Regions from separate parts of the Homo sapiens genome. Here regions 1, 3 and 4 are each linked to region 2. The links are chromatin contacts, found by Hi-C or POLR2A ChIA-PET in ENCODE. All regions are on one chromosome and are shown on one strand. Each heading gives the region's core, a stretch centred on a gene start or an enhancer-like site at or near the end of the contact. The rest is flanking DNA. Distances are from core to core; before and after follow the strand shown.

Region 1 (4,652 bases), core at 1,296-3,795, 580 kb before region 2:
GTTGATTTTTCAGGTCAGAATTTAGTTCTTGCTTTGTTAAATGGACATACATGAAAGAGATTGGCTCCTATCTAATTCATATTCTCTCTCTCTCTCTCTCTCTTTCTCTGTGTGTGTGTGGGGGTGTGTGTGTGTGTGTGTGTGTGTGTGTGTGTCTCTTTCCTCTCTGTCTAAGGGGAATTGGAAAATTGCTGCTGAATAATTTTTCTTGAAAAAGCCAAGTGTTGATATGATGATATATTAATCTTATCTATGAACAGAGCTTCACCACAGGCCAAGCAGTAATGTATACAGCTGGCTTTTTAAGCTGTTTGAACACTATTGTTTTCGATTAAAAAGAGTTTTTGTTTGTTTTTCACTTGTATAGTAAAAGATCATATGAATTAAATACTCGGATATTAATTTTCATTCTTACTAAGTGGCCATGTAAGGCATTGATTTTTTTTAAACTTGAACAATGCAAGAATCTAGGAATCTCAGAAAGATTTTGCTGTGTTTCTATAGGTAATGAAATCCTGTCAATTAAGGAAAATGCTGTGTGTAATTTGATTTGGTGGTAGCCTTTATTTAGAGCTCTCTTTGATCTATGTAGCAAAAATACACTAAATTTCTTTTTAATCTTGTACTAAGTACATAATTTCACAAAAATACCTTGGGCATAAAATACTTACAAAACTGTGAATTAAAATACTCAAGATACTTTCAAAATTTAGTCAAAATGTTGATTCCCAGCCTTTTTCCTACACGTCTATTTCAAAAGAGTATACTTTTTTCTGACAGCCATTACTGCTTAGTCTGTAATGAAAGCTTTACTGCTTCTATGCTGTGCTCAAGAGAAAACCAACAACGGAAGCGAAGACTTACTTGCTCCTTCACAGAATTGCAGCAAAGCTCTCTGCTGGGCAATGGTGACAGGAAAGTGTGTAATTGACTTGTTGAAGATAATCATGAGACCATCTTAACATTACTTGCCTTATAAGTTAGAAATAGTATGGATATCACTCTTTGTAAATAATAATTTTTGTAAATGTTTTTTGTTCATAATTTTCCCAATCACCTATTTCACAAAATCCTGAATATGCAATTATTTATTATGACACGTTACTGCAACTAGGGCTCCCATTCCAGAACAAAGTTTAATTCTATATGTAAGTTGTTACTGAAATGTGATTTCTTTTTCTGGAAAATAAATGAAAAATATGAAAATAAATTGAATTGTGAATATCTTTTGCTGTCAGCCTCTTAAAATTTTACCCGCATTTCTGGAAAACTTCATTCCATGTTTAGGGTAGGGATGGTGGGCCAAAGGTCTGTCAAAGGTCAAGGGTTAAGAGTTAGACAAATTTCAGCTCTGTGATTTAAATATCGACTTGAGCATGTTACTCAACGATTCTACATTTCCTTATCTTAAAAAAAAATAGAGTAATGTCCCCTATGTCATAGTCACTGAACAAATTCAATGAGATAATGTTTATTCATCACCTAGCAGTTCCTATCTAGTCCATAGTAGATATTCAATCAACAATCCTTTCCTGTTCTTATCTTTCTGTGAGTAGAGATTGGGATGGGCAAAAATATCTATTTCTCTTCTTCCAACACTATCCTAACACTGTGCTCCACCGGAATCCCAATGTATTACTGTCAGCTAATGCTAATTCCAGCAGGACACTCATCAAGAGCCATGCCCTTGGCTAGATGCTTGGAGGCATCTTGTTTCTGCTTCCAATGATTGCCCACTACAGGAGGGTCCCTATAGTGTTTATTTTGTTTGCTTTTGGTTTGGGGAGGCCCAAACCAGGCTTAGGCTGGGGATAGTCGCTGAAGAAGAGGAAAAGCCCATTCATACCAGCAGGTAGGTCCTCAACCCCAAACAGCCTCATTTCAAAGCTTCTTAGACATTAACAGGCTCAGAAGAGTCTTGTTAAGGAAAGCGAAGGAACCCAGCCCGGTTTGTAACACATTGGAGTTAAGACCATGAGTTTCAGGGGCCTTGGGCATATTATTTAACATTTTAGAATCTCAATTTTCCAAATCCTTTAAAGGGAAAACATTCCTTTCTTGACAGAGTTATTGGGACGACTAAATCCCAATGTTTGTCGGTATCTGGGGTATCTGGCCAATGTAAGTGCTCATTTACCTCCACATTCCACCGCCTGTGCCTTGGAGGGGGAACGTGCGAAGCAGCGTTAGGAGCCGGGAAAAGGGCAGGGCTACTTTACTTTGTCTTTGCGCTTCGGATTTCCTGTGCTAGGAAACCGCAGCACTTCCCACTCCTGCCCCTGATGTCTGCGGGAAAAGGAACTTGATGAGGGGCCCTAGGGGTGCAAATGTCTTTAGTCCCAAATGTCTTCCTCGCTACACAATGAACCAGTTCCCCTCCAGCTCGCCGCCAACCCAGGACGCAGCCCGGCTCAGAGTGACCCCCAGTGGGCAGTGAAGATGAGATCCTCTACATCCTTAGGGCAGCTCAGAGGGCCACTCAGCGGCCAAGTCCGGCCGGGGAGGGCCGAGGGCTCTGTTTGAGGTCACCCTGGAGACCGGCCTCAGAGTCCAGGGAGAGTGCGCGGGCGGCCGCCGGCTGAATGAAGCCTGGGACGCGGGAGCCGCGCCGCGCGCAGTGTCTGCAGTGCCGGAGGTCTGGGAGGCTCCGGGCGAAGCCTCCCTGCTGCAGGTAGGGTCGCCTCTCTCTGCAGCGCGTCTGGACCCCAAAGGAAGGATAGGGGGCAAGGGATCGGCCCTTTGTTGAGAAATGGCCCTACTTGGCCCCGATCTCTCCGCCACCTTATTCCTCCTCTCCCCAACACATAAGAAAAAATGATCCCAAATTTGGGAACTGAAAGTCGGTCCCAACGGTTCGTCCCCTGCCCCATTGCATGGCTGGGGGCTGGGCTTCAAGAGTGATGGCCAACGCAGAGCCGGCCAGCAAGGTCATCCCCTGACCCGGGGCGGTCTTCCTGTGGCTGGCCGCACCCATGAGGACCTCCAGGTCCCAACTCTGGCCTTTCTTGGGGAGGGGGCGGCCTGCAGGGCAGCTTTGGAAACAGCTGAGGCCGAGATGGGTCTATGTGGCTTTGCAGCAAAACCTGAATGACCCACCTAATCAGGCTGTGTGTCTTTCCACACTCATAAACACACTCACCTTCGTACACACGAACACAGACACACTTATACACACAGGCACCTGCACACACAGAGATGCACACTCACAGGTACACACTCAAGGACGCTCACACTCACGTGCACACACACACCACGCTGCCTGCCTCACCCACACACAGCACCTCTGCTCTGACATTGATGCCACTGGGTTTTAGGGTATGTTCTTGTGTGCCCTACCTACTCAACTGCCAGCTCCTTGAAGGCATGGATTCTCTTCTATTTTTATGCTTTGGTGTCTAGCACAGTATTTCCTTATCGGGGCTCTCACATTTATAGATTATGAAATAATTTAAATGAATACTTAAATTTGTAGGTAGACAATGAGGGCATTATTAGAGTTATAGTCCAAGTTCTGGGAAGTCCATTGCTACTACCAGCTTTTTAACAAGTATTAGTAGGAAGGAGGGAGTTTTCCAATAAATTATTTATTTAAAAGTTAAGTCCTATTTGCTCTTTACAAACTATGTAAATGTTGCTCGAGAAAACAAAACAAACAACAAAAAATCTTTGGGAAAGCAAGGTTAATTTTAATTTTTATTTATTTATTTATTTTCTAGCTCCCTACCCCTAATTTTATTTTTTAAAGTCATGGTGGGTCAGGCACAGTGGTTGATGCCTGTAATTCCAGCACTTTGGGAGGCCAAGGCAGGAGGATCACTTAAGGCCAGGAGATTAAGGCCAGCCTGGGCAACACAGAAAGATCTTGTCTCTACAAAAATGTTTAAAAATTAGCTAGGCATGGTGGTGCAGGCCTGTAGTCCTAGCTACTAGGGAGGCTGAGGTGGGTGGACCGCTTGAGCCCAGGAGTTTGAAGTTACGGTGAGCTATGATCATGCCACTGCACTCCAGCCTGGGTAACAAGAGCTAGATCCTGTCTCTAAAATAATAAAATAGGCCAGGTAGAGTGGCTCATGCCTGTAATCCCAGCACTTTGGGAGGCTGAAGCAGGATTGCTTGATCCCAGGAGTTCAAGACCAGCCTGGGCAACATAGACCCTATCTCTACAAAAAATTAAAAATTAGCCCAGCTTGATGGCATACACCTGCAGTCCCAGCTACTCAGGTGGCTGAGTTGGGAGGAACGCTTGAGCCCAGGTGTTTGGGGCAGTAGTGAGCCATGATCATGCCACTGCACTCCAACCTGGGTGACAGAACAAGACCCTGTCTCAAAAATAAAATATAACAGTGACAGCAAATATTAATTAGCAAAGTTGTATTATGGTTACATTTGGGGGGCAATACAAATATTGGTTTCTGATGTAGGATAGCATCTTTCTGCTATACATGCATATCTTTTGTCAATGACCTCCGTCTTCATCAGCTAAGCATTTTTGCTATAGCTTAATATCTGCTTATGTAAATAATTATACTATTGCATAAATAAGCATTTTCAGAGTTATCATAGTTCCAGTTTCACTGATCAGAATAACAACAAATTCTATATATTGCTCTTGAGGAAACCCCACTTTCCTGTTCAAAAATGGTAGGAAAACT
Region 2 (4,520 bases), core at 22-2,521:
AAAACTTTTTGGCATATAATCCATTGTTCATTATCTGGAGCTTTTGTAACATTAACGTGCAAAATCTAAATTCTTATTTGTGAAATTTATGGATATGTGTGCATGTAAACTAGCCTCATAATTAAGTTGCATTTATTTTCTGTGAGCTACTAATGGCTTTTGATAACTGATGATCCTTAGCAATCATACATCAATGACATTCAAGGAACGGAAGGGCCTTTAGCAGAATATAATACCTAATATATGATTCATAGAATAATCTTATATTCTTCCTTACTTCTTGTATTAATTGCATTTTTTTTTTTTTTTGAGACAGAGTCTTGCTCTGTCACCCAGGCTGGAGTGCAGTGGCACAATCTCAGCTCAGTGCAACCTCTGCCTCCTGTGTTCCAGTGATTCTCCTGCCTCAGCCTCCCAAGTAGCAGGGATTACATGCATGCGCCACCATGCCCGGCTAATTTTTGTTATTTTCAGTAGAGACAGGTTTCACCATGTTGGCCAGGCTGGTCTCGAACTCTTGACCTCAGGTGATCCACCTGCCTCGGCCTCCCAAAGTGCTGGGATTACAGAATATATTTTAAAAATTGTCTAAAAGTGAATTTATCCAACAAATGATAATTTATTACCACTCATTTTATAATAAAATCTCTTAATGTTGAACCACTTGCCCTCTGGTTGTTACTTTTATAATCCAGAGCTTACTCATAATATCGTTTTATTATATATAGTCAAAGTAATTTTTTTAAAGACTATCTCATGAATTAGATTTTGTTTATATATGTGGTACAGATAAAACTTCTGAAAATGGGCTATATTTTATATCCAAGTTCAAGGTAGTAAGTAGTCTGAAAAATATTTAAGTTATATCACATTAAGCTAAACTATAAACTAGGGAAACTCTGGGCTTGTGAATTCTTGTCATTCTTACTCACATATGATAATGACCTAGTTAGAGATGTGTGAAAAGGTTTTTCTTTTCTTTTTTAAAAAGTGTTTGTCTTTTGAATTAAAATTCCTTCAAGGCAGCACAGTAACTTTCTTATTTCCTATAAAATAAACCACCATCATAACAATGAGTATAGCAACTCATTATGGTTATGAACTCATGGATGATTATGAATTGAACCTAGGAAGCTGGCTTATTCAGTCACTGAAGGTATTCATAAAGAGAGAAACCCATACTCTGAGATACACCACCTTTACCAAGCTCTGTTGGCTTCCTTTCTGTCTCTGAATCTCCCTTTTCTATGTTTGATTTTTCTGTGGGTTGTTGTAGGTCTTTTTTCTCTTACTCTAGGCTGCTTGGTTTTCACCCCTTACCCGCTGTTTCTGTCATCAGTTTCTTTATGAAACACCAACTGATGTAAACGTAAAAGGTGTGAATTTTTTTTAACACGTCTTCCTTTTAACCCTTTCAATGTGTACTCATATGTAACTTGGCATTTAAAAAAAATTAATAGTAAGCTTTTTTTTTTTTTTTTTTAGGTACTCTCTAAAACTGTGAATGACTCTACAACAGAGTCAGCCTTTTTGCAGCCTTTGCTTCTCAAAATTGAGAGAAATGTAACATCTCCGGGTGGATTGGTGTAGTTGTTTATATCATTTGAACAGTGGGTTAGGGCTTCCTTTACTCCATAGGGCCCTTTACTATGTCATTAAATTCAGCTCCTATCACTGAAAAACACTTTTTAAATGACCGAAAAGTAAGGGATAGGAGGAAAGAAACTACTTTGCTGTGTTTAAGAGAACAGTCTTGAAATCAGCATCCATCAAAGGCAGGCCTGATAGTGACACTGGGAAGAGAGCAGCCACATTTTCCTTGTAGTGGGAAAACATTCTTGAATTTGAGCTCAAGGTGTCCAGACATGCCTGAGAACATGCACAGGTATTGAGGGAAGGTGATCTCTCACCACTTAGAACACCCAGGAAGAGATGCCAAAATACTGATTAATCAGCTATTCCTTAGAGCTATGTTACCAATATGTCTCTGTCTGTTAATCCGCCATTTTAAAAAGTCTTATTTGCAGTTTGTGATCTTGCTCAACTCTATTACAGCTAACAAAGGAATCGTTGCATGTTCATTCGTACTTTGGAGGGGCAGAGTGGTAAAGGAGAAACCTTCCCCCATCATGGTGACAGCAAGGGTGAGGGGTGAATAATCCCTAAAGGGGGAGAAAATGAAGAGTTACCAGCTGCAGCCACCTCTTCCCACATTGAGAAGCTAGGAAATTCATGCACTCATTTGTAATTTAAAAATATTGCCAAGATAAGATAGGTGTGAACAATTAAATACTAGAGATTATTTTGGATAGCAAACATTTGATAACAGTCAAGCTTGGTGGATTGGCAAACATTTTCTCTACAGGTCCAGATAGTAATATTTTCAGCTTTGCGGATCATACGATCTGTCGCAACTGCTAAATGTGCTATTGTCACATGCAAGCTGCCATTGACAATACCTAAACAAACAGGCATGGCTGTGTTCCAACAAAACTTTATTTATGTATGCTGAAATTGGAATTTTATGTAATCTTCACATGTCACTAAAAAGGATTCTTCTTTTGTTTGTTTTGAGACGGAGTCTGGCTCTGTCACCCATGCTGGAGTGCAGTGGTGCGATCTCGGCTCACTGCAAGCTCCGCCTCCCGGGTTCACGCCATTCTCCTACCTCAGCCTCCCGAGTAGCTGGGACTACAGGCACCCCGCCACCACGCCCGGCTAATTTTTTGTATTTTTAGTAGAGACAGGGTTTCACCGTGTTAGCCAGGATGGTCTCGATCTCCTGACCTTGGGATCTGTCTGCCTCAGCCTCCCAAAGTTCTGGGATTACAGGCATGAGCCACCGCGCCCGGCCGGATTCTTCTTTTGATTTCTTTTCAACCATTATCAAAACCATTTTCTTACAGGATGTATTAAAACAGGCAGAGGGCCAGATTTGGCCCATGGGCCGTAGTTTGCTGACCCCTAAGCTAGCTATACTCGAAAGCATCATATTTGTGTCTTTTTGCTTGAGGCTTGAGAATGATTCTTTTCTCTTCTAAAGAGATTTATATCAGACACTTTCACTAACAGGAAAGTGTTATGTTTAAGATTCAGTAACAGTCCCTAAACCCTTCTCTCCTTCACTTGTTCTCCTCTAAGCTCAGCACCTATCTTGGAAGGAAGGAATGATAATTCAGAACTCTTTTCAAGAAGTTATATGAAGAAGAGCAGAGATATCAATCTTTTGTTGTTTTTGTTTTTAGGATCTGAGATAATACAGTGTATCTGCAAGGGGATGAAAAGAGTCCAGCAGAGAAGGAGAAATTAATGACACAGGGAAGGTGGGGATAATGACTGGAGAGATGTCTTTGATAAAGCAAGAGGGAGCGGGGTCCAGAACTCTAGCTAAAGAGTTGGACCGTGATGGAAGTAGGGATGATTCATCCACTGGGACATCATTAACAGTGCTGTGTTAGGGAATTGGTTGGGGGAGTTTGAACGTTTTCATGGTGGAAAAAGAAGGGAATTTCCATCTGATTTCTTCCTTTTGCTCGGTGAAGTCTGAGGCAAGGTCATCTCTTTTTCATATTGGTGGCTTCTTCCACTTTAACCCTACAGTTTTTTCCTTTACAGACAAAGTATTTTCATCTGACTTCCATTTCTCATATTTGTATGCTTAGTCATTTGTACCCATTTCTTTTGAAATCACTTGAACATACTGGCCTTTGGCTTTTTTTTTCTCATGTGCCTATAATAGTTTTATCTGTATTTGGCTAGATAACATTGAGGTTAGAACTTTTAGTGACTCTGTGACAGTTGAATGTCAAAGATTCTCCTCCCTATTAGCCCTTGTGTTGCTTTAAGCAGCAGTGATTTTACACCCCTGGTCATGAAATGTTACACTTTTTAGAGACTCATGCAGATTCAACTAATGATTTCTCTCCCATGAAGGTATACATTGCAGGTAGGCACCATTAACATTTCAGTTTACTTGCAATTTACCTTGTGAAAAGAATATAATTCTAGAATTTGATTCTTAGCTCTGTAATAATCTGTTAGGTTGTGGATTTTTAATGAGTCAGTGAGTGTCCCCTTTAGATTTCTTACCAATATGTAATTAACTGAAGACATGTACTGCTGTGGTACAAGTCAACTGGCTTTGACACTGAGCACACCCGGGTTTCCAAACCCTGATTTTACAAATGTCTGGATTATCTAGTTTGTGGAGTAGTCAGGTCTTGGTCAATGTAGTGAACTGTAATGGGAAAAGCAGGGTCTTCGGGGAAAGCAAGACCTGGGTCCAGTCCTCAGCTTTGCCATTTACCAGACCCAGGTCTTTTGTAAATCATTTAACTTTTGCCAGCCTCCTTGTCCTCAGCTGTAAAGCAGATGTAATCATATGCACCCTTGCGTTGTGTGAGGGTTAAACGAGATGATGTATATAGTGTCCGGACACCACCTGACAGTAGGTGGTTAGTGAACGTCATATCCCCTTTCCTTTGTTGCCTGTGCTTTTTTTCTTTTTGCATCTAAGCTAG
Region 3 (4,959 bases), core at 1,541-4,040, 980 kb before region 2:
ATCTATGTAGTCCAAAGCTTTCTTTTATTTTTTTGATAGGCCCTAGAGTTGATCTTGAAAATTGCCAGATTAATAGGCTGTCCCAGCCCTGAGAAATCGCTAATCTAGAAGTGGCAATTCCCAAGGCAGGTTTTGAAGCATTCCATTGTCTTTTACCTCAAGGGATGTATGAAAGTCACTAGCTGAAATCAATACAATTAATAATAAATACAATGTATTCTACATGGTATTTTTAAGGGGTAGAGTAATAATCTCAAAAACAAGCTATGATAGATTTTTGTAGCTGCAAAAAATATTAGAAACTTCAATAAGGCAGGATTTAAAACAACCTAAGAGGTACTATAGACTGAAAATGGAATTAACTTCTTAAAGAGAATCATGACCAATACGTAAGGGTTATGAAAAGAAAGTATAATATTTGAGTGGTAGTTTCCCTGTTCTGTGTAACTACTTTCATGTCAGATATGAAGGTCCTAAAACATAGGTGTTATTTTTCACTAGTCAGGAAAGGACACTAGACTGGATGGTCTGTGGGTCTGATCCACAGTAAGTGTTCTGATTGCTGAAAAATACTATAAGTTGTAGAGCTTCTAGCTGCGAAATGTTTCAAAATAAACCTTTGTCATCTACTTTGGAATCATATTAATGCCCTGTGGCCTTAGAATTGACTCTAGAAGCTTTCAGTTAAATATTAGCCGTTATACCTGTACAGAAAAAGTTGTAGAAAGGCTTAAAAGGAAAAACAAAAGAGTGACTGAATAATGTACCTTGATTCCTTGATTTTTCTCAGTTACTATGATGATTTTTGTCATCTGTTGAAAAAGGTTTCTGCTAAATTTAATTATCAGATCATCATCTCAAATCTTCAAAGTTCCTTTTTTTGTCTTTCTCTATTAACAGACAAATTAAAAGGGAAGGATCAAGTATATGAAATGAAATTGTGATGCTCCAGGAACAGTTTTAGGTCTTACGTTTCTCATTGGAAGAAAAGTCCTCTGTCAAAAAGAAAATTTTGAAAAGTTTAAATTATCTAAAAATATACAGTGCCCCTAAACTTAACATATATAATGAGTGTATGGCCTGGAAATCCAATCTCTTCATAGGCTATTTGCACATGCAATATCAGGACCATACTTACAGTTAAAAAAAAAAAAAGATAAAGAAAATTCTTCTTTATCTGAAATTCAAATTTAACTAGGTGCCCCGAATTTTTATTTGCTAAATCTGGCAACCTTATATATGTGGAAACATAATATAGTTTATAAATATTATATATATAGTTTAAAATGCATAGTGAATGTATCAGTCTTTAGGTATAAATAGTTACAGTATCTTTTGTCCATTTGATTACATCACTGCAGCAACTTTCAGAGTTGAGAGAATGTTGGATCATGAGAAATTGCTATAAACATTCTTATGGGAATCACTTTGGGTCTAGGAAACGTCAATTTTTTAGTGTTCCAATAATGTGTGTTATATCATCTCTTGAGAAGTTTTCAGAAATTCTGAGAAAAATGGACAGCAGAAAAGGGTTAGATAGATAGGAAGAAATATGTAATAATTTGGGGAGCTGTTCAAGCCCTAATCTCATTTAGGAGATTAGTTATAGAGCAGCTATATTCAAATTTGTTTGATCTTTTGATATTTTTCAATTCTGTATGAAGGCATTAATGGTTTTTCCCTGCTTTGCCTTTTAATATGTCACTTGAGCAGAGACTTGTCCTCTAACTAGCAAGTAGAATTGATTCTATTGTTGCTTCATCATAATTTTTGATGCAGAATAATGGTAGATATATTCATGCTTGTTTTTCGTTGTATACTTACCTATTGATTACTACGTTGCTGAGCAGTTAAGACAAGAAGCACTCAATTCTAACATGTTTAGAAGAGTTTCTTTCTGATTTGGCACATGGACAGTGAGAATGATCTCACTGTGTTTGTTCCCTGGCACACCAAAGGTTTGCTGCAGATGTTAGTACAGCAGAACTTGTTTGCTAAGATGACCCATTATGGAACACTAGCTGATTAAGCAGACGTTAATGGACAATTGCATGTCCATTATTACTTCTTTGACCATGTTACCAACTCAATTCAATTGCACTTGCTTTTCAAATAAGACAAACCTGTCAATAAAGAAACTGGACATCAAGTTTCAAATGATTGGTAGAGTTTATAGGGAAACACAAAAAGGAGGGAAGAGATGAGATGCACATTGTCAAATAATCTGAAATGTTAAGAATTGTGGAAATTGTTAGTTTCATAAGGAGTTTTAGACAAGCACACTATATCCCTCATTCTGTTTATTTCTTTTTCATTTAAAACTTAGATTTGCTTTACTTCTTTGGGTCTTCATTTCTTCCCATGCAAAATTCCTGAAAGTCAAAAGGAAGATTAGAAGCTAGCCATTTTACCACTAAAGAAACTGAGCCCCAAGAAGTTAATTCAGCTTACCCAAGATTACATATTTGCTTAGGGCCAGAGCTAAGACAGGGACAGACTCTGTTTACTTCATTTCTCACTAAACTGTACCACTGCAGTTTCGACTTCTTTCTACCACTGAAGGCACAGAATGCACTGAAGGCATTCTGTGCCTTCAGGAGGAATTTTCAGCCCCTTCACTTTCCTGATGCCCGGGAATTCTTTTTAAGTTATGACTAACAAAGTATAAAACATGAGTCAAAAGTTAGTCCCTAATAAAGTCATTGTGACTTTAATGACTTCGGCAGTTGTTTCATTCTGCAAAAACAGGAAGATCCCACACAATAAGGCGCCTGTCTCACAGCTGGGCTCCTGCGTAGACGGCCACCCACAAGAGTAACTAACTGCTGGGGCTGCCTTCCTCTCTTTGACACCTTTTTATTCTCTGTTCTTACAGTTTTCTCCTACTGACCTCATCCTGAGGTTATCCATGAGAGGAAGGTACCTGCTTTAGCTAGTCTTTGATAGGGTGAAGAATAGTTTTAATCACTTAGGAGTCACTCCTAAGTGATTTTCAGGTCACCCTCAACAGGCCTAAATTAGTCTTAGAAGAAGCTCTTTCATGGGCTTTATACTAGCTTCCTGTGTTATCACTATTCTGGACTGTTTTATTCTCAAAAACATAAAATCCCCAAATTTTAGATTTGAGAAGAGCCTGCGATCATTCCAGTTCACTCCTCCTATGTGATTAGTTTAACTAAGAACTCATTACCAAGATAGTGCCTATCTTGCCTGCGGATCTTTGCATAAAGCTCAAACTAATTCTCCCATGAGAAATATAGAAAAGTGAAGAAGTGTCCTATCACTTCAGAAGAAACTGGCTCAGAAGAAATAATCTCTGTATGCAGTGTTAAAACTAAAGAAAAATTGAAGCCATCAAACAAAATGTTCCTATCAAGTGTAATTGAATTTTAGCTTTTATTACCTATTCTCTACTTTTAAAATAACTTTTCACTATTAAAGGAACTTATTCCAAAAATCAGACAATTTTATAGAAAAGGTATATTCTAGGCCAATAATATTAAATCACATATCTAGAAAATATACCTTCTTCCCTTTTCAAAAAATAGAAGCAATTTCTAGCAGTGTATGTGAATCTAATGTTGGGCATAAGCTTAAGAAGGCATCGGAGGAATTTTTTATTAGAGTTTATTCACAAATTTTGCTTGTCTGTGTTGAAAAGGGGCATTGGCCATTTCCTCTGGGGACATTATTTCTAGGTAGGCTGTAACAGGGTTTTCCTGTGAAGGCAGATTCTTAGGGAAAATAGTATCTGTGTACATGAGATGGTAGAGACACATTTATCTTTAAAATAATGTGTTCCTGTTTGTGGATTTCTCTACTGAATTTAATAAAGTAAATAATGCCCATTTCCTTCCAATCCAGTAACTCCTTGGGACACAGTTTTACCCAGGAGCTATTTTACCTTCGAGTCTGGATGAAACGTGTAACTTAATAAATAGATTCCAAAAGTCTTACACTATGAAACTCTGAGGGATGATAAATGCTTCCCTTCCTTTGTTATGGTCTGAAGCATTTTCAATTTGAGTTGTTTTCCTCAGTCATGTAGAGGGAGTTTTGTTTTCTGGGAAGTCTTGGTTGCTGGTAAATAATGTGTCCAAACTGTAGGAGGCAGCCACAGAATTTATCATACAAGTATGAAATGTTAGGGTTGATCATTCTCATTTTACACATGAGAGGTGATGTAACTACACAGGAGAGTGAGAGCTGAGAATGAAAAGTCAAGATTTGTCTACTACATTGTGGCTGCCTCTGGCTCAACAGAAACACTCCCATGTGGGAGTCAGATGCTGAAAGCCCAACTAAGCCTAGCTCCTCAACTGTCTCCTCAGGCTTAACTTCAAACATAATTCATATCTATTCTATTTCTTAATGTGTCTCATCACACAGTTAAACACTAGTCATACTAACTGGACTCTACATATACTAGAATGTAAAAGATACCCTTCCACCCCCCGCCGTCTGCTCCTTGAAGGCCATGTCTGCCTTTCTTAGTTTGTACAGAGCCCAACATAAATGGGCCCTTCATAAGTGCTTTTTGATGAGAGCAATGATTGCTTTCACATCAGTGTGGTTGGGCCCTCCCTTATGGAGGAGGAAAACCAACAGTTGTTGCTAAGCAACATTTAAAGGACTAGGTTAGTTTCTGACACTAAGTGACCTCCATTTGCATACTTCGCCATGTTGTGTGTTTTATGGTTGCCTTAAGATGACTATGTTTTTTGGTAGCATTGCTGTGCCCTTAGCAAAAGGCTCATAGGAGAATTAGTTTAAGCCTGGGAAGGAGGAAGGTGATATTCATCTGTTAATGACTTGCATGAGTACACTGATCCCTTCAGTAAACTATGCGGGAAAGGTGAGGAGTTTGGTTTATTTTCAGCCCTGCAGCTGAGAGCCACCTCCCTGATTCCATATTGAAAGTGATTGACAATGTATCCCAACAGGGTCCTGTGGCAATGG
Region 4 (5,019 bases), core at 163-2,662, 560 kb before region 2:
GGTTAATAATTTTTTGTAATTTTACTTTCTTCTCTATGTTTTTCTGTATGTTTTGAATTTGTAAAATGAGCATACACTGTTTATATGATTCCTATGGAAATAAAAGGGCACTGAACAAATTTATCTACAATAACTCAAAAAAAGTCAATCTGCAAAACTTTCTATTTGCACACCAATCTTCAACCAGTGGGATTTTTAAGCTGCCCTTATGACATTTACCAGTTTCATAATGATAATAATATTAAGTGCACTGATTGTCAATCTTCAGTAACTGATAGTGAAGACAGTTTATAAAAATCCTTATTTGCTTTTTTGTCTTGGAATTTTCACTCCAGCTAATTTGAGTTTTGTACCACCTCTTCTTCTCCATGAATTTTTAATATGGTGTTCAGTAGAAAAGAAATTGAGTTTTTATGAATACCTTCTGTATTATGCAAGTAAGTTTTAATTGCAGTGATTAATTATTTCATTGTCCCTATTTTCATTCTGTCTGTTATAATCATACTTGGGACTTTGTCACTAAGAGGTAAACAGGACATTTGAAATCTGTCTGCCTTTTATACATGTACATTAAGCCCTTTGCCTCATTCCCTTTATCTCTGAAATGGGTAGAATAATGAATCTTTTACTTACCTCAAAGGATATTGTGAAAGTAAAATGAGATAATTTATGGGAAATGTTTTACAAAGTTAAAAGTAGCATATATAGTAATGGAGCAGACTGACTTATCTTAGAATCAAGGGGTTTATGTAACATTGGGTTTTTTAAGCAGCAGTAATCATCTTTGGTATTGCCCACAACACCTGCAGCCAGTGTGGCCAAACAGGCTGGTTGCTACTTCAAAGGGCAGCAGTAAATTGAGGAAGGCAGGTGTTATAAGAATAAAGATTAAGTCACTCATCCAGAAATCCACCATGAAAAAAGCAGCCAGAATTTCTTCCATCATTTTCTTGGGCTGAGTGGGTAAACCCTAATTTATCATGTAAGTTGTATTGCATTAAAGGATTTTTAAAAATAGATTACCCGTGATTTTCTTAAAATATCGATTTGCAAGAAGTTCATTAATTCCAAACAGCGTAGAACTAAGTATTTTAAATTCCTTGCAAGAAAAAAGATCCCCAAAGATTAAGAGCAAATATCTATTTTTTATTTAATTAAAGCAAAAACATAGCCTGCTTAGAAAAGTGGTCACTCTGAACACACACACACACAAACACACACCCACACACACACACATGCTATTATATCCTCCCCTTTGAAATGACATCTGTCTTAAAGTTCATTTTCACAGGTGGAGAAAATTGAGGGTGCAGCATTCTGAGACTGTCATTAGTTACAGCTGAATTTCCTCTGAACTAAGTTGAATTAAGTAGTGCTGGAGAGACAGTGGGGCCTCCTCTTTGCTTGGGTCTCCTGTTTAGCACCAGGATAAGCTCATATTGCCTTGATAACGAAACCAAAACCCTTTTTCGATGTTGAAAAGGCCGATTGATGCTTATTAATGTATTATAGTTTTGGTGAATTGCGGTTTCCTCTACCACGTAGATGAGTTTCTCATTTTTCTTTTTCATACTAAAGGGATTTTGTGAACTACATATAATAGTGAACTCTTTATAATACTCCATGTGTATATAGAGTTGTCTTCCAACATTTTAAGCTTCCTCATATGTCCCCCAGCCCTGTTTGTGAGCTTTATCTACTTTGAGGAGAGGCTTTATATCAGTGGTGGAGATGCGATTGGCAATGGATTTTGAAGTATGTACTGTTACCCCATACACATACATCAACCCAGGATCGCTTTCTGGATAATTTGATGACCTGGGTAACTGCCCTGGGCTTCAGCCATCACATTGAGACCTGCTCCAAATAATTCCTCTGCATCTTAATATTTCCATCTCTAAAATGTTTTGGACTTTCAATATGCCACTAGGATATTTACATAAGACTTACTTGAAATTTTCTGAGAAAACTTCATCTTTGTAACATTTTAGCTTAAAGCAATATTGTATTTTGTTATTATTGTTATAATAATGACTAAAATTTGTTTTCTCCCTTGTTTTTAGTTCTATGAGTACTGTGTCTTATATGGAAGAACCCAGTCAGCGTGATGATATCTCTCGCCTTACAGTTCAGATGGAAAACACCTATCAGTTGGGTGTGTTCTTTTATCTCTCACTCCTATTTTAAACTTCTAAATTGGTGACTGATTCTCTTAAAAATGATATTTGATAACCTGGCATTGTCTTCAATTCTAGCACAATATAAGGGACTTTAATGAATTGAGTGATTTGATGTTGCTTTAGTTTCTTCCTCAGCAAAAAGGTAACAACACTTGCTGTCTTACTTTTCTTTACTAATGTTTCCCAAATGCCAAACAATTCACTGGGTGGCACTGATGCATACAGTATACTACTGACTTAACAAATTCACTGAGTATTTCTGGGTACATAGATATGACTTAAATGAAAGAGATAAGTATTGATATTTTATCCAACAAAACCAATCAGTGTTGTTAGGTGAAGGAAAAAAAAAAACTCAAAGCAAAGGCAAATGACTCATAGTCCCCTGTTGACAGAGACGTTTATCCATTACCACTGAGGTTTTGAGTCTTTGAAAACAAAGATCTTTGCACCTGCCGCTATACTCCCAGGTGGAGTCCGTGGCAAATATCTTTTCCCATCCATGTTTCCTCATAGACCCACTTGTTTTCTCTAAAAGCGTACCTGCCCACTATTACCTGAATTCATACATAATTACTGCTATATGGAAATTCCACAGAGATTTACCAAGGGGCAAAGAAAGACTCTATGGGCCAAGGTGATTCCATCTGTGGCCAGTTAACCCCAAGAAAATTATAGACCATCAGCCTGTCCCCTCTGGCCTTGTAGCCAGTTTTCTACAGGAGTCCCCAAGACTACATGGATTACACGGCTCCATAATTAGCCAATCTACTGGTATTTTCACAGTGCCTGTGGTGGACAGCTAATATTCCTGCCATCCAATATACTTTTATACTTCTCTGGTAACCTCACTAAATTTCCTTTGAAATTCCACCAACATCACCACTTTTGATCCTAGCATTCTAATGAAGCTGGCACTGGCTTTATAGATAGAGCAGTGACTGATTCTAGGATGGCATATAACCATGGTGAATCCAATCAAAGACTTTGAGATTAAATTCAGAAAATGTTGTTTGGCCTGTTGCAGAAGAACATAAAGCCCTGAAACTTGAAGGAATGTAGGGGCTCTGGCAGGATCTGCCACCTTGCCCTGACTTGAAACTGAGAGAAAACAACAGAATCCTGGTGTCATCATTTGAGTCCTAAATCCAATTGGCTACCCTTTAACTTTTCAGTTAGGCAAGCTAAGTTTGGGTCAGGTTTTCCCTCACTTGCAACTAAAAGTTCTTAGCCATGGGGTGTCTATGACTTTGAACTGTGCATGCTGGAAGGGTTTGAATCAGATTTGAACAAGACAGGGCCAGTGAAATGTGAATCTCTGTGTTTCTACATAAGGATATTTTTTGCAACTTGTTTTCTCAAATAAAGCATCTTATCAGTTTTAGAAGTACTGAGTATGAACCACATTAGAAAAGTAATTTTAGAAAAAGCTTAGTATAGATGAAATATACCTGTATTTTCCTACAATAGTCTATGTGAATTTTTTAATAATTAAAATATTTTATGCTTGACAATTCCCTTTTTATAGCATTCAACCAGCCATTTTATTAATACTTAATCAAAACTGTGTTTCCACTTCTACTTGTTTCTGGGTTTATTTCACATATGAAAGGTATTTTGTGAGTGTATTAGTCCGTTTTTGCATTGCTATAAAGAAATACCTGAGACTGTAATTTATAAAGAAAACAGGTTTATTTGGCTCATGGTTCTAGAGACTATACAGGAAACGTGGTGCCAACATCTGCTTCTGGTAAGACCTCAGTAAGCTTTTAGGCATGGCAGAAGGGAAGGAGAGTTGGCATGTCACATGGCAAGAGAGGGAACAAGAGAGGTGCCAGGCTGTTTTAAACACCCAGCTCTCATGTGAACTAATAGAGGAAGAACTATAGAGCAAGAACTCAGTAATTACCGCTGGGACAGCACCAAGCCATTCATGAGGGATCCACCTTCCTGGCCCCAACACCTCCCACCAGGCCCCACCTCCAACACTGGGGATCACATTTCAATATGAGATTTGAAGGGGACAAATATCCAAACTATATCAGTGGGACTTTGGTAAATAGTTTATCATATCTTTACAATGTAATACTGGCCAGAAAAGTAGAGGGAAATATCAGCCAATCACCAGCACTATTATGTTTAATTAATTTTTCATTCCATTCAATAATGTTTGCCTCATCTAAACACATCTTAAATGAGAGCATTTACATAAATAATTACAGCTACAAAAAATGAGATGAAACATGAGTATCATTCATGAGAGGAGAAAAGGGAATAGAAAAGGAAAGTGTGTTTCTTTTAATAAAATACCATTTATATATTTCTCATTAATTACTAAAACAAATATAAAAGAAAATGCAGGCTGTGGCATCTGTCGTATCTGAATTTGAATACTAATTTTGCTAATTCCTTGAGCAAGGTATTTAGCATCATTGAATCTCAGTGTCTTCACTTGTAAATAGGGATAATAGTCTATACATCACATGGATGCTATGAGACTCAAATGATGTTATATGTTTAAATCTCTCCATTCATCATGTTACTACTCCTGAAAGTGACTGACTCAAGGACCTTACTATAGATCACTAAGAATAAAAGCCTTCCATGATATTCATTGTAACTTCATATTAATTATGGAATAAGTTTTCCACAGGACTTTTTCTGGAACTGAGTATAGTGGCACCTGGTTGTTTGCAAACATGGACTGCGAGCACCGAGCCAAACTAGATTGGCGGCCATCTTTGCTACCACATCAAGACAGCCTGCCTTGAGAATGAAGCCAGCACAGTAGAAAGTAGATCCAAAATATTGAGAGAGAAAGAGAGAGATTATTTGAGTT

What was found. A loop is a pair of places that touch in the nucleus more often than their neighbours do. ChIA-PET counts read pairs that join two places held with the same protein, here RNA polymerase II (POLR2A). Pooled maps may share reads with other maps.
Region 1: a loop to region 2 is called in a map with no recorded cell type, with 2.5 times the contacts of the local background. The contact joins the promoter of DYNLT5 here to the enhancer-like site in region 2. A Hi-C loop is called at or near these places in 1 of 168 maps with a recorded cell type or tissue (MCF 10A), 13 of 37 single-sample maps with no recorded cell type and 9 of 50 pooled maps.
Region 3: a loop to region 2 is called in a pooled map, with 2.9 times the contacts of the local background. The contact joins two enhancer-like sites. A Hi-C loop is called at or near these places in 3 of 50 pooled maps. POLR2A ChIA-PET finds 5 or more read pairs at or near these places in 2 of 52 experiments (activated T-cell and activated naive CD4-positive, alpha-beta T cell).
Region 4: a loop to region 2 is called in a pooled map, with 4 times the contacts of the local background. The contact joins two enhancer-like sites. A Hi-C loop is called at or near these places in 1 of 168 maps with a recorded cell type or tissue (MCF 10A), 7 of 37 single-sample maps with no recorded cell type and 11 of 50 pooled maps. POLR2A ChIA-PET finds 5 or more read pairs at or near these places in 1 of 52 experiments (GM10248).

The regions. Positions count from the first base shown.
Region 1 is chr1:66,749,914-66,754,565 of GRCh38, forward strand. DYNLT5 (dynein light chain Tctex-type family member 5) reads left to right here and starts at 2,546. Exons shown (of 5, transcript NM_152665.3): 1 at 2,546-2,671. SGIP1 (SH3GL interacting endocytic adaptor 1) reads left to right here. Exons shown (of 25, transcript NM_032291.4): 25 at 1-1,226.
Region 2 is chr1:67,331,925-67,336,444 of GRCh38, forward strand. All of the region lies in intron 8 of IL12RB2 (interleukin 12 receptor subunit beta 2), which reads left to right. Among named protein-coding and RNA genes, the nearest start is that of IL12RB2, 26 kb to the left of the region's middle. Within about 2 kb of position 1,272, at least 4 of the 41 ENCODE cell types and tissues checked have a DNase peak (open chromatin) inside an H3K27ac peak, as active enhancers do.
Region 3 is chr1:66,347,526-66,352,484 of GRCh38, forward strand. All of the region lies in intron 8 of PDE4B (phosphodiesterase 4B), which reads left to right. Among named protein-coding and RNA genes, the nearest start is that of SGIP1, 180 kb to the right of the region's middle. RefSeq lists enhancers at 2,704-2,753, 4,346-4,435, 4,446-4,495. Within about 2 kb of position 2,791, at least 24 of the 41 ENCODE cell types and tissues checked have a DNase peak (open chromatin) inside an H3K27ac peak, as active enhancers do.
Region 4 is chr1:66,768,324-66,773,342 of GRCh38, forward strand. It overlaps DYNLT5 (dynein light chain Tctex-type family member 5), which reads left to right. Exons shown (of 5, transcript NM_152665.3): 3 at 2,064-2,155. Among named protein-coding and RNA genes, the nearest start is that of DYNLT5, 18 kb to the left of the region's middle. Within about 2 kb of position 1,413, at least 2 of the 41 ENCODE cell types and tissues checked have a DNase peak (open chromatin) inside an H3K27ac peak, as active enhancers do.